Linked DNA regions of Homo sapiens: region 2 is linked to region 1. A link is a loop called in an ENCODE intact Hi-C map of the cell type or tissue named here. Cell type or tissue: heart left ventricle. All regions are shown on one strand. Links, peaks and the distances in the headings refer to the core of each region. The heading gives the core; the rest is flanking DNA. Region 1 overlaps RHOBTB3 (Rho related BTB domain containing 3). Region 2 has its middle 21 kb from the start of RHOBTB3.

Region 1 (5,378 bases), core at 79-5,078:
CATAACTTATTGATACATCAGAAGGTCAACAACATGAATTCAAGGATGCCTATGTTCTGTTGAGTGAAACAGAAATGTCTAGTGCCCAGTCTATTGTACCTACTCTTGAAATTGCCAGTGCTCAGTATACACCTTTGGTTGTCATTGCTGAAGATGTTGATGGAGAAGCTCTATGAACCTTCCTTTTGAATAGGCTAAAAGCTGGTCCTCAGGTTATAGCAGTAAAAGCTCCAGGTTTGTTGACAATAGAAAGAACCAGCTTAAAGATATGGCTCTTGCTGTTGGTGGTGCAGTGTTTGGAGAAGGGGGTAGGCCTCATAACACAGGAAAAGTTGGAGAGGTCATTGGGACCAAAGGTGATGCTATGCTCTTTAAAGGAAATGGTGACAAGTCTTGAATTGAAAATTGTATTCAAGAAATCATTGAGCAGTTAGATATCACAGCTAGTGAATATGAAAAGGGAAAAGTGAATGAATGGCAAAACTTTAAAATGGAGTAGCTGTGCTGAAGGTTGGTGTAACAAGTGATGTCAAAACTAATGAAAAGAAAGACAGAGTTACAGATGCCCTTAATGCTATAAGAGCTGCTACTGAAGAAGACATCATTCTGGGATGGGGTTGTGCCTTGCTTCAGTTCATTCCAGCCTTGGACTCATTAACTCCAACTAATAAAAATAAAAAATTGGTATAGAAATTATTAAAAGAATATTCAACATTCTGGCAGTGACCACTGCTAAGAATGCAGGTGTTGAAGGATCTTTGGTAGTTACAACAATTGTGCAGCGTTCCTCAGAAGTTGGTTATGAGCTATGGTTGGGGGTTTTGTGAATATGGTGGAAGAGGAATCATTGGCCCAACGAAGGATGTGAGAACTGCTTTATTAGATGCTGCTTGGGTGGCTTCTCCATTAATTACAGCAGAAGTCACAGAAATTCCTAAAGAAGAGAAGGACCCTGGAATGGGTGCGGTAGGTGGGATGGGAGGTGGCATTTCTGATTCCTAGAATAGGGCTTGACATTTATTAATGAACGGTGATAGGAAGCTCAAGGCAGTATTTCTCACCAGTAACTACAGAGAAGTCATTTGAAGAAAATGACTGAAGAAAATGCTGGGTGATGTTTTTAAAAAATCACTACAACCATCAGTTACTGATTTCAGCTGACAATAAATAGCAGTTTACTGCTGTCATTGTCCATGCCTACAAATAATTTATTTTGTATTTTTGAAAAAAAAAAACATTTTTACATTCCTGATACTGGGTGAAAGAGCCACGTACCCATGTACTGCTTTAAGCTTAAATCACTGAGGCATTTTTACTACTATGCTGTTAAAGTCAGGATTTTAGTGCTTGCTAACAGCAGATGAGAAGTTAAGAAGCAGCTTTTCTGTGGAGAGTAAGAATAATTGTGTACAAAGTAGAGGAATACCCAATTATGTGACAACCTTTATGTAATACAGATTTGTTTAAAGTTAAAAAAGAATGAATTGTCAGATACCTTCAGTTAGGCAAGAAAGATCGAAGGAGCTGTTTTCCAGTGAAAATCTGAGTAGAACTTTAGATGGGCAATTACTAAAAGGAAGATATAATCTAATTTAATAGTAGAATTGTGTAGCAGCGAACAATAGTCATTTACTTTTAAAAATATTTCCTCAGAAAGATGCACATTACTTTTAACTTTGGTCATCTGCCAAGACAGGGAAATGGAAACTTTCCAATGTACCTTCCGACAAGCCACGGCCAGCCCTGTGTGCAGTGTGAGCCTGGGACGCTGAAAGTAGGGCAGCAAGAGTGACCTTGAGATACAGAAAAACAACTGGGAAAAAAGCTAACAAGAGGACACAGACTTTATATCATGCTTTCGTCATTTTAGAGAGACCTATAACTGGCTCTAAGCCCCTTATATGATCACACCTTGATTTATTTGTTGCCTAAATAAAGATCCAAAGTGTCTATCTAAAGACAACTTTCATAAATTACTCATTATAGGTAGGACACGCCTAGTCAGGGATAAAGCTCCTGGTGATTACAGAATTCTCTCATTAGCTTCTAGGAGAAAACTGTCTGTTGATGAAGACATTTACTAAAAGTGTTTGGTACGCTCTATCCATACCAGAGAAACACAGGAATAGATAATTTTGTACAATCATCTAAGAAGCTTCTCATTTCAACAGAAAAGACTACATCCATTGTTAAGAAGAAATATGATTGGTAAATTAAAAAATATTTCCACCTTTCTAAAATTAGCTTTTAAAAAAAAAGTCTAGTTTATGGAGATCGAATCAGTTTCTGCATTCTGAAAGAAGGAGAATGATGCCGCTGGAGATGGCTGAATGCTGTCTTCCAGATGACTTCCTGGCACTGGGGTCACCTGTGATTTAGGGTTGATTGGACTCACACTGAGCAGACTCTGCAAGATGGAGATAAGGTGGGGGCAAACCATTCCAGTGACCATTATAACAACCTAGGGCACTGCTTTTCATAACCAGAAAAAGAATTGGTAATCTGAAGGTTATATGGTGAACATATGAGAGTAGTGTCTAGTGGTGTTTGATCCAGGGCCTGGTGAGTTCTGGTAGATGTCTTCCGTCCTATAACATAGTGTTGTATTAACCAGACCAAGCATCTCTGATCTTCCTGGATGTTCTAGCTACTGGTTCCATGGCCAGGGCTGACCAGTCTCTTAACATTTGCACAGTATTTGATACAAATTAGGTACAGCATACTCGATTAGGTATTTACTTCCTAGGTCATGAGTATGTTTTAGACCTTTGTCTGCTCTTTTTTTTTAACCTAGGTCCTCTTGATTGGAGTTTCGGATGTTCCCAAACCCCTCAGTCATCCCCTAAGACTCTGGAATTTTGGGTTATTCTCTAAATGACTAATCTCATTCTTTGTGTGTGTGCTTTAGAAGTTTAACTGTGAGAAGGAAGGCATAATTCCTGGTCGCAGGAGGAAACTTAAAATTTCCACTAATAAAGGATCTATGTTGTTACATTGCTGTGTCTCCTACAGTCCCTAGAACTGTGACTTGCCTTTAATAAATGGCTATTGGTAGTAAGATTAATCATCCTAAACTTGGGAATCCACCACTGAAGCATAAATGTGCTTGAAGAAGACTTTGCCTTGTAATAAACTTGTGAAATGAAAGAGGGTCCATCTCTTTGCCAGCGATGTTCATTTTGCAGCATAGTTTGAGAGCAATCTTTTTCAAGTAAATTGAATATGAATGCCTGGCCCCATCATACATTAATGAATTAGGGGTTGTCTCCCATCCCCACCTTTTCTCTTTTGCTGTGTTATAAAATAGCTACCAAATTTGCTTATAATTTGCATAGGAGGCATTGGTATCAAACATTATGTTAGCATAACTCACTGAAAAGATTTTCGAAGGGAATATGTAGCACATGAAAATATATGTCATATTAAAAAAGAGAGATAAGCAGTGATGTGGTGAATCCTTGCTCCTCCTAATGGCGTGCTTTTCTTCCATGATTCTACCTACTGTAGGCACCTGCTCCCCTTTCACCCTTTATGCAGGGCTGGGGTCAGGAAGGGCTGGCTGGATGTCTGTGCTGATGATGTGCAGCAACTGCTGTGGTGCTCTTCATTGCTTCCCTAGCTCTAAAACCAAGTCTTCTTAGGAGTCAGAAGCAAGGAACAGCAGGAATGGTGGAGGCAGGATCTGGGAGCAGCTTCTCTAAGGCCAGCTATAGGCAAGGCACACCAGCTCCTGAGAGTTGGGGAGGGGAGCTGTAGGCAGCAGCAGCAGTGTCATTTCCTCAGGATGGGCCCCAGTTCCAGCCTTGGCTTTGCGTCTTGACCAGTGTGTCTGTGGGCAAGTCACCTGACATTTCTTGTCTTCAAGTCTCATTTGTGAAGTGAAGAGGGTGACGAACCACACAGATAACAAGAGGTTCTTTTTAGTGTTAAGAGTTATGTAACTAATAGCCATCCCTCTTTGATTCTTCTTGCACTACTTGCAGGGTAGCAGTGAGAAAACTAAGAAGAAATTTTGAGTTAGAAGTTGAGTGAATTCTTGTTCCTTTCATGGCTAAAATATGTGACCACCAGCCCACTGAATGAAATGGAGCGTGTTTGAATTTGCCTCACTGTGGTCACTCTGGAAGCAGGCTCAGCTTACCAGGGCCATTTCTCTGATGTACCTTTGGAATTCTTCCAAAATGTATAGGGAGAAGTAGAAAAACCAGAGGCATTCTGAGTGAGGAAATAAGCAGATGACTCAGCAAATCACCAATCTACTTCATCTCCTTGAATAGCAAATAGTTGAATTTCATGAAGAAACTTTAATTTTTTCTGATTATGAAAGTCATATACAATTGTTTTAACCAAGTGTGCACAGAATGATCACACTTATAGAAAATGTCTGTTTTGTTCATAAGTGAATTAAAAAGGTCAGGAAAGATATATTCCATATTATGAACATTTTTTTTAGAAAATGAAATGGGCATGATGATTAGAAAAATGTTGTAAGTGCTCATTGTAGGACAGTCAGATAATATATAAAGATGCAAAAAATAAAAAATAAAAATCACCCATAATCCTATGCCCTAATAACAATCACAGTTTGATTTTGGCATAATTTCCCTCAAGTCAGTTTTCCTCTGCTTAGAAAAAGGGGTTGGGAAAATAGATACTGTCTACTCAATTGTGTGTCTTTTATTTTTAAACTTATGTCTTAAGCACTTTACACTGGATTAGAATCCCCTTGTTAACATTTTTAATGTCATTATATGGCTATATCCTATTTTCTTACTGTAGGTGTAAATTTAGGTATCTCCTTTATTTTCATTATTAGAAATAACAGCTGCATTGAAGATTTAATGTAAATATCTCACTCTGAAATTAGCATTATGTCCTTGGAATAGATTCCTTGTCAAAGAATAGGAACATCTGTAAGACATCATAAATGCTATGAAATTGTATATGTCCAGAAACATTGTACTAATTTACATTCCCATTGGCAGTGTATGAAAGTGCTTGTTTTCATACAAACAAATCCTTGTCAGCATTAAGTATGCTTATATCTTAATTTTTCTTGCAAATTTGATACAACTGTATGTTTTTAATGTTCTAGTCTAGAATCAAGAAGTTCAGACTGTGAAAATCAAAATCCAAATCTCTTCTGATCCATTGAATCTTTTAGTATTGAGACATTTGTATTACATATATATATATATGATAGCATTGACTCTGGCAGCAACTCTGCTAGAGATTATATATGTAAATCTCAAGTCTTGAAACAGTGTTGTATTTTGGTATTGGTATTCACAGCCCTACTTGCCACATGATGGTAGAGCAGAGATTTGCACTTTAACTCAAAGGCGAGTGTGAGAGTGCTTAAAACACCTGGTTAGTGC
Region 2 (5,378 bases), core at 166-5,165, 62 kb before region 1:
ACAGGAACGTAAACCGTTCCAGGTGCAGGGGCTTTAAGACTATTACAAGGTGATAGACCCGGGGCTTTGGGCGTTATCAATCAGATGAATTCCTGGGAACTGCTGATATAGCTTGCCACAGTATCTTATCAGTTAATTGCATTCTTGGACGTGCTGGGAGTCAGCTTGCACAAGTTAAGTCCTTGAGGAGGGAGCTGCCAGTGAAAGAGCCAAGATGGAGTCTGTCTGGCTCTCTTAGCTAAGGGAGAGTCAATTCAGGTGGAAAGAAGGCTAGGTGATTAAAGGAAAAGGGAGAGTCTAAAAACAGAGTTAGTAAAAACCAGGTTGGGCATTACATTCCCCACTTGTGTTTTTGGGGAATCAAATCGTTGATTCCTCAGTTATAACAAGGGGGTTATATTGAGTCTTAAGATACATAAGTTTGACAGAAGCTATGCATTGTTTTACAAAATTAAGAAACCAATTTAATATACAAGGCCCAAAAATTAAAGTTAATAGTATGATGAGGAGAGGTCCAGCTAACTCTGATTAAAGTAGTTAGCCAGGGGTTCCAGTTGAACATGTTTTGATACCAGGGGATGTTATTTTCTCGTTCCTGTTGGTGCCTATCTAGATTTTCTCGAACTTTTGGAGTGTATCTTTTATGACTAAGAATGGTGGAGGAACAGTTAAATCAACTTTGTCAGGGGGTTTCTGGAACATAGGGTCACCTAGAGCAGTCAAAGGCCGGATTGGCTTGCATGGGCTCCATGAGACCAGGATTTTTTTTTTGGATGGTGAACATAGTGCCAACATTAAATCCTGGGATATGAAATCTTAATTCCCATGACATGCCATAATATTATTGAGTTGAATTAGGGTCATGGACAGTTATAGTAAGAGGATTACAATTTTTTCTAGTACATAATTTAGGACAAGGAGCACGAGTTATAGAATGAAGATCTGGTTGATCCCCCAAAGTAGGTGGCTAAAGTTACAAATGTCCAATCAGGGCAGAAAAACTGATAAGTATCTCGACAGCTAGCGTCAGGGTGATTCCCAGGACAGAGGTAAAAGTCAACATTTTGGAGTTCTTTTTCTGTACCTTTGGAGCTTCCACATCCAGTTTGGCTCCCAGAGTGTCCAAATCCTGCTGCAAGGTTGACACTTTCTGCTCCTATGACCGGTAAGTTGTGTTGTTCTTCATGGGTGCGAGCTGGCTCTGAGAACAGTGCACATAGATCGACTGCAAAGGTGACTTCCTTGGAAGTACCGGCCCTCCAAGTAGTGTTGACGAATACACGTCCTGTTGTGAAAGAGGTGAGGAGGAAGGAGTAGGAAGGCACGGAGGACATAATAGGTGAAAACAAACAAGAGAAGTAAATAAAAAGAATTAATCTAACAGTTTCACCCGACTTAGGCGCAGTTTTAAGGGGCCTGATCCAGCCTTGGGGACCCATGTTTCTAGTTGGGCTCTGTTGGCCTTTTTGATGTGGGAGTGATGAATCCAAGCAGGAATTCAATCCGCCTTCAGAGCCGTTGGCATCGTGAGGATGACGGTGTGAGGTCCCTTCCAAGCAGGAGTGAGTCCTTCTCTCTGGAACTTTTTAATAAACACTAGGTCTCCTGGCTGGAATGAATGGCAGGGCCCCATCTGTTCAGGAATTGGATTGGGATGGGCTCCTCGAACAAGTGGCAGAATAATATCTTGTACCTCTTGGAGAGACTGTAGGCACTGCAATAAATTAGCTTGTGATATTTCTGCCAAATGGGCATCTCTTAGCTTAGGCAAGATAGGTGGCGCCTGCCCATACATAATTTCAAAAGGCGATGACCCAGCCTGATAAGGGGTGCACCTTACTCTTAAGTAGGGCTAAAGGAAGGAGACTCACCCAATTTTCACCGGTTTTTAAAATTAATTTTGTAAAAGTGTTTTTTAGGGTGCAGTTCATGCATTCTACCTGCCCAGAGCTCTGGGGTCAATAGGCACAATGGAACTTCCACTGAATGTTTAACGTCTTACTGACCCACCGAGCTATGGACGAGGTGAAGGCAGGTCCATTATCAGACCCTATGGCAGCAGGCAGCCCGTATCAAGGGATGATTTCATTAAATAAGAACTTAACTACCGTATTGGCAGTTTCGTTTTTGGTAGCAAATGCTTCAGTCCATCCAGAGAAGGTGTCTACTAGTACTAGAAGGTATTTGTACCCAGCCCGGTGTGGTTTTACTTCTGTAAAGTCAATTTCACACTTTTCTTCTGGCAAGTTTTTTCGGAGACAGTGGCCTGGGCTGGGTTTAGGACCTTGCTTGGCATTTACCTGGGCGCAGGTTGTGCACTGGAGAGCTGCTTGATCTGTTAGGCTTTGAAGATGGGGGATTCTTCTTTGTTTTTGATAGCCTTTCCTGCTGAGGTGAGTAGCCTGCGCTCCTGGTAGATGGCTCCATGTACATGCACAGTAGCAAAGGTGTACCTGCTGTCAGTGTAAACGTTAATACGTTTATCCTTACCCCATCGGAGAGCCTGAGTGAGGGCCATCAATTCAGCTTTTTGCGCTGAGGTGTTTGCTTGTAAAGCCTGAGCCCACGGCACATCTGTCTCCATGGTAACAGCTGCACCGGCCTTTCATACTCCCTGCTCGAGAAAGCTGCTACTGTCTGTGAACACAGTGGCGTCCACCTTCTCTAGGGGCATATCTTGAAGATTGGGTGGGCCAGTTTCGGTAGTTTCTAACAGTTCCTGACAGTCATGGATAGTAGCTGGATTCAAACACCATGTGGGAGAGAAAGTCAAACGAGGCTGATCTAACAGTAAACTGATACTGCAGGATGCGAGCATTTGACATCCATTTGCCAGAAGCACTTTGAAGTAAAGTCTCTATGGCATGAGGAGTTGTAAGGGTTAAATTTTGGCCCAGAGTTAACTTATCAGCCTCTTGGACTAGGCTTGCTGTAGCTGCTACTGCTCGCAGGCAACTTGGCCATCCAGAGGCCACGGGATCCAGTCTCTTAGATAAATAGGCCACTGGGCGTCTCCAGGGTCCTAAAGTCTGAGTAAGCACCCCTTTAGCAACTCCCTGGCTTTCATGGACAAACAGGTGAAACGGCTTTGAGATATTAGGGAGGGCTAAAGCAGAGGCTTCAGTTAATGCCTTTTTCAGGTTTCGAAAAGCCTGTTCTTCTGTGTCTGTCCAAATTAACGGGCCATTTCATTCTGTACCTCTTGGATAGCCGCCACTAAGATTTTTGTTTGTCCTTTGAATGCTTTATCAGCAGCCTTTTCAGCTGCCTGTGTTGCTTGTTTTTGTTTTTCAAACTCTTGGTTGTCAAAAACCTTTTGGGCTATTTCTAAAAGCTGACTGATATTCATTCCAGCAAATCCCTCCAGTTTTTGGAGTTTTCTTTTAATATCTGGGGCTGCCTGAGCCACAAATGCCAAATTAAGAGCACGGCTATTTTCGGGGGCCGCCGGGTCAAAAGGGGTGTAAATCCGATAAGCCTCCCGGAGGTGCTCTAAAAACGCTCCTGGTGACTCATCGGGCCCCTGGATGACTTCAGTCGCCTTAGACAAGTTTATGGGTTTCCGAGCGGCTCCCTTAATACCCGTGAGGAGATACCAGTGAAAATCGTCCAAAGTTCTCGTTCCACTTGAGGAATTTGGGTCCCAGTTAGGCCGGGTAGAGGAAAAGACCTTCTCAAGGAGGTCTCTAGCTTCCTCCTCCGGTCTATTGGCTGATGCAAGGAAGTGCTTTCTGGCCTCTCTCCAGATACGCTCCCTCTCCTCAGAGGTAAAGAGAGTTAAAAGGAGCGGTTGGCAGTCATCCCAGGTGGGCCGATGGGTCTGGAGTATGGACTCCAACAGTGAGGTCAAAGCCTGGGGCTTTTCAGAGAAGGCAGGATTTTGGGTTTTCCAATTATACAAGTCAGAAGTAGAAAAAGGGACATAAACCAAGAAGGGGGCTGAGCGCTCATCACCCGGAGGGACTTGTGCCTCTCTCAGTGGTAGTAGAGGGGCTGCTTCCTCCCGCCGCGGCCGCAGTCGAGAGGCAATGGGTGGCGAGCCCACAGGGGACGTCGTCAAGGAGATATGGGACGACCCTAAGGGAGCAAGTTGGTTGTAAGGCGGTGGGACTGGGTGAGGGAGACTCTCCTCTTCTTCAGAGGGAGGCAGTACAGGGGGAGCCGAACCGGCAGAGGGTTGAGGCGAAAACGCGGCCTGGCTCAGGAGGACTTTGGAGGTGGAATTGTGAATGGCGCATGAACGGAGCCATGGAGGAGGATTCCTGACCAAACTTAACCATTGATTTTTACAGGGAACCTGATTAGGATAGCCGGGAGCTTGGGTAACAACCCGCCACACGGCTTGAACAATTGTAGGATTCAATGACCCTTCAGAGGGCCACCCAACTCCAAACTTGGGCCATTCTACTTTACAGAGTGTCCGGAGCTTGCCTTTCTTAAGGCGGACTCCATAATCCTCTGAGAAACCAAGAGAAAAATTTTTCAGCATGCACTGGAGGGGGCTCCAACCCTTGCAAGGCCGGGACTCCATAAATGACTAAGTTTTACAGTTAAAAAAAAGAATGCTAAAGTACTGGACAACAATTACATGTAAGTTGGGCGTGGGGACATTCACATAAGATTTATATATTAACTAATAAAAAATTGAGATTCAAATGATGGCAAGCTGTTTCATCCAAGAACATGCATGTCAGATTACGTTTTCCAAAGATGCTGCAACAATATTTCCTATCCCACAATGTGGCCTTGATACTCCTCTCATTAAGAAATGGGGTCTATGTCCTCGCCCCTTTAACCTGAGCCATCTTGTCTCTGAGTTGTAACTGGTAGAATGCAGCTGAAGTGACACTGTGTGAATTCTAAGACTAGGTTGTAAAAAGTGATGCAACTTTCTCCTTGTTCACTGGCACACTCACTTCTGTACCCCCTGAGCCACCATGTAAGATGTCCAACTACCCTGAGGCCTCTATGCTGTGAGGAATGCAAGGGCAGGGTGTGTGTAGGGCATCTGGTTATCAGCCCCAGCTGAAGTCCTAGCCAACCGCAAGCATCAACTGTCAGACAAGAAAGTGAAGGTGCCTCAGGATGATTCCAGCCTGAGTCACTGGGCCACTTGAAGATGTTGAATCACCACAAGTCATTTGAGTTTTCCCACCTGAGGCCCCAGACATCATGGAGCCGATAAAAGCCATTCCTATTGTGTTCTGTCTAACCTCTGACCCACAGAATTTGTCAGTAAAATGAAATGGCTGTTTTAAGCCCCTAAACTTTAGGATAATTTTATTTGTTATCTTAATAGTAACTAGAACAAACAGGGAATGCCTTTTCCATGTTCAGTTTTTTTAATTGCTTTTTTTATCAATGTTTAAAGTTTTCTT

The links. Hi-C counts contacts between places; a loop is a spot of excess contacts. Peaks named below come from ENCODE experiments on the same cell type or tissue, not always from the same donor. Only the 100,000 strongest peaks of a DNase experiment are listed, where the experiment ranks them.
Region 2: it touches region 1 in a loop (2.6-fold over the local background); 3 of 110 quality-filtered maps call a loop at or near these places.

What each region holds. Positions count from the first base shown.
Region 1 is chr5:95,769,711-95,775,088 of GRCh38, forward strand. All of the region lies in intron 8 of RHOBTB3 (Rho related BTB domain containing 3), which reads left to right. It also overlaps the pseudogene HSPD1P11. Among named protein-coding and RNA genes, the nearest start is that of RHOBTB3, 41 kb to the left of the region's middle. In heart left ventricle, for the core only: no CTCF peak of the experiment used is centred there; no DNase peak of the experiment used is centred there; H3K27ac peaks cover 1,933 bases.
Region 2 is chr5:95,707,551-95,712,928 of GRCh38, forward strand. It overlaps a transcript of SPATA9 not described here. Among named protein-coding and RNA genes, the nearest start is that of RHOBTB3, 21 kb to the right of the region's middle. In heart left ventricle, for the core only: no CTCF peak of the experiment used is centred there; DNase peaks (open chromatin) are centred at 2,971, 3,471 and 3,811; H3K4me3 peaks cover 905 bases; H3K27ac peaks cover 962 bases.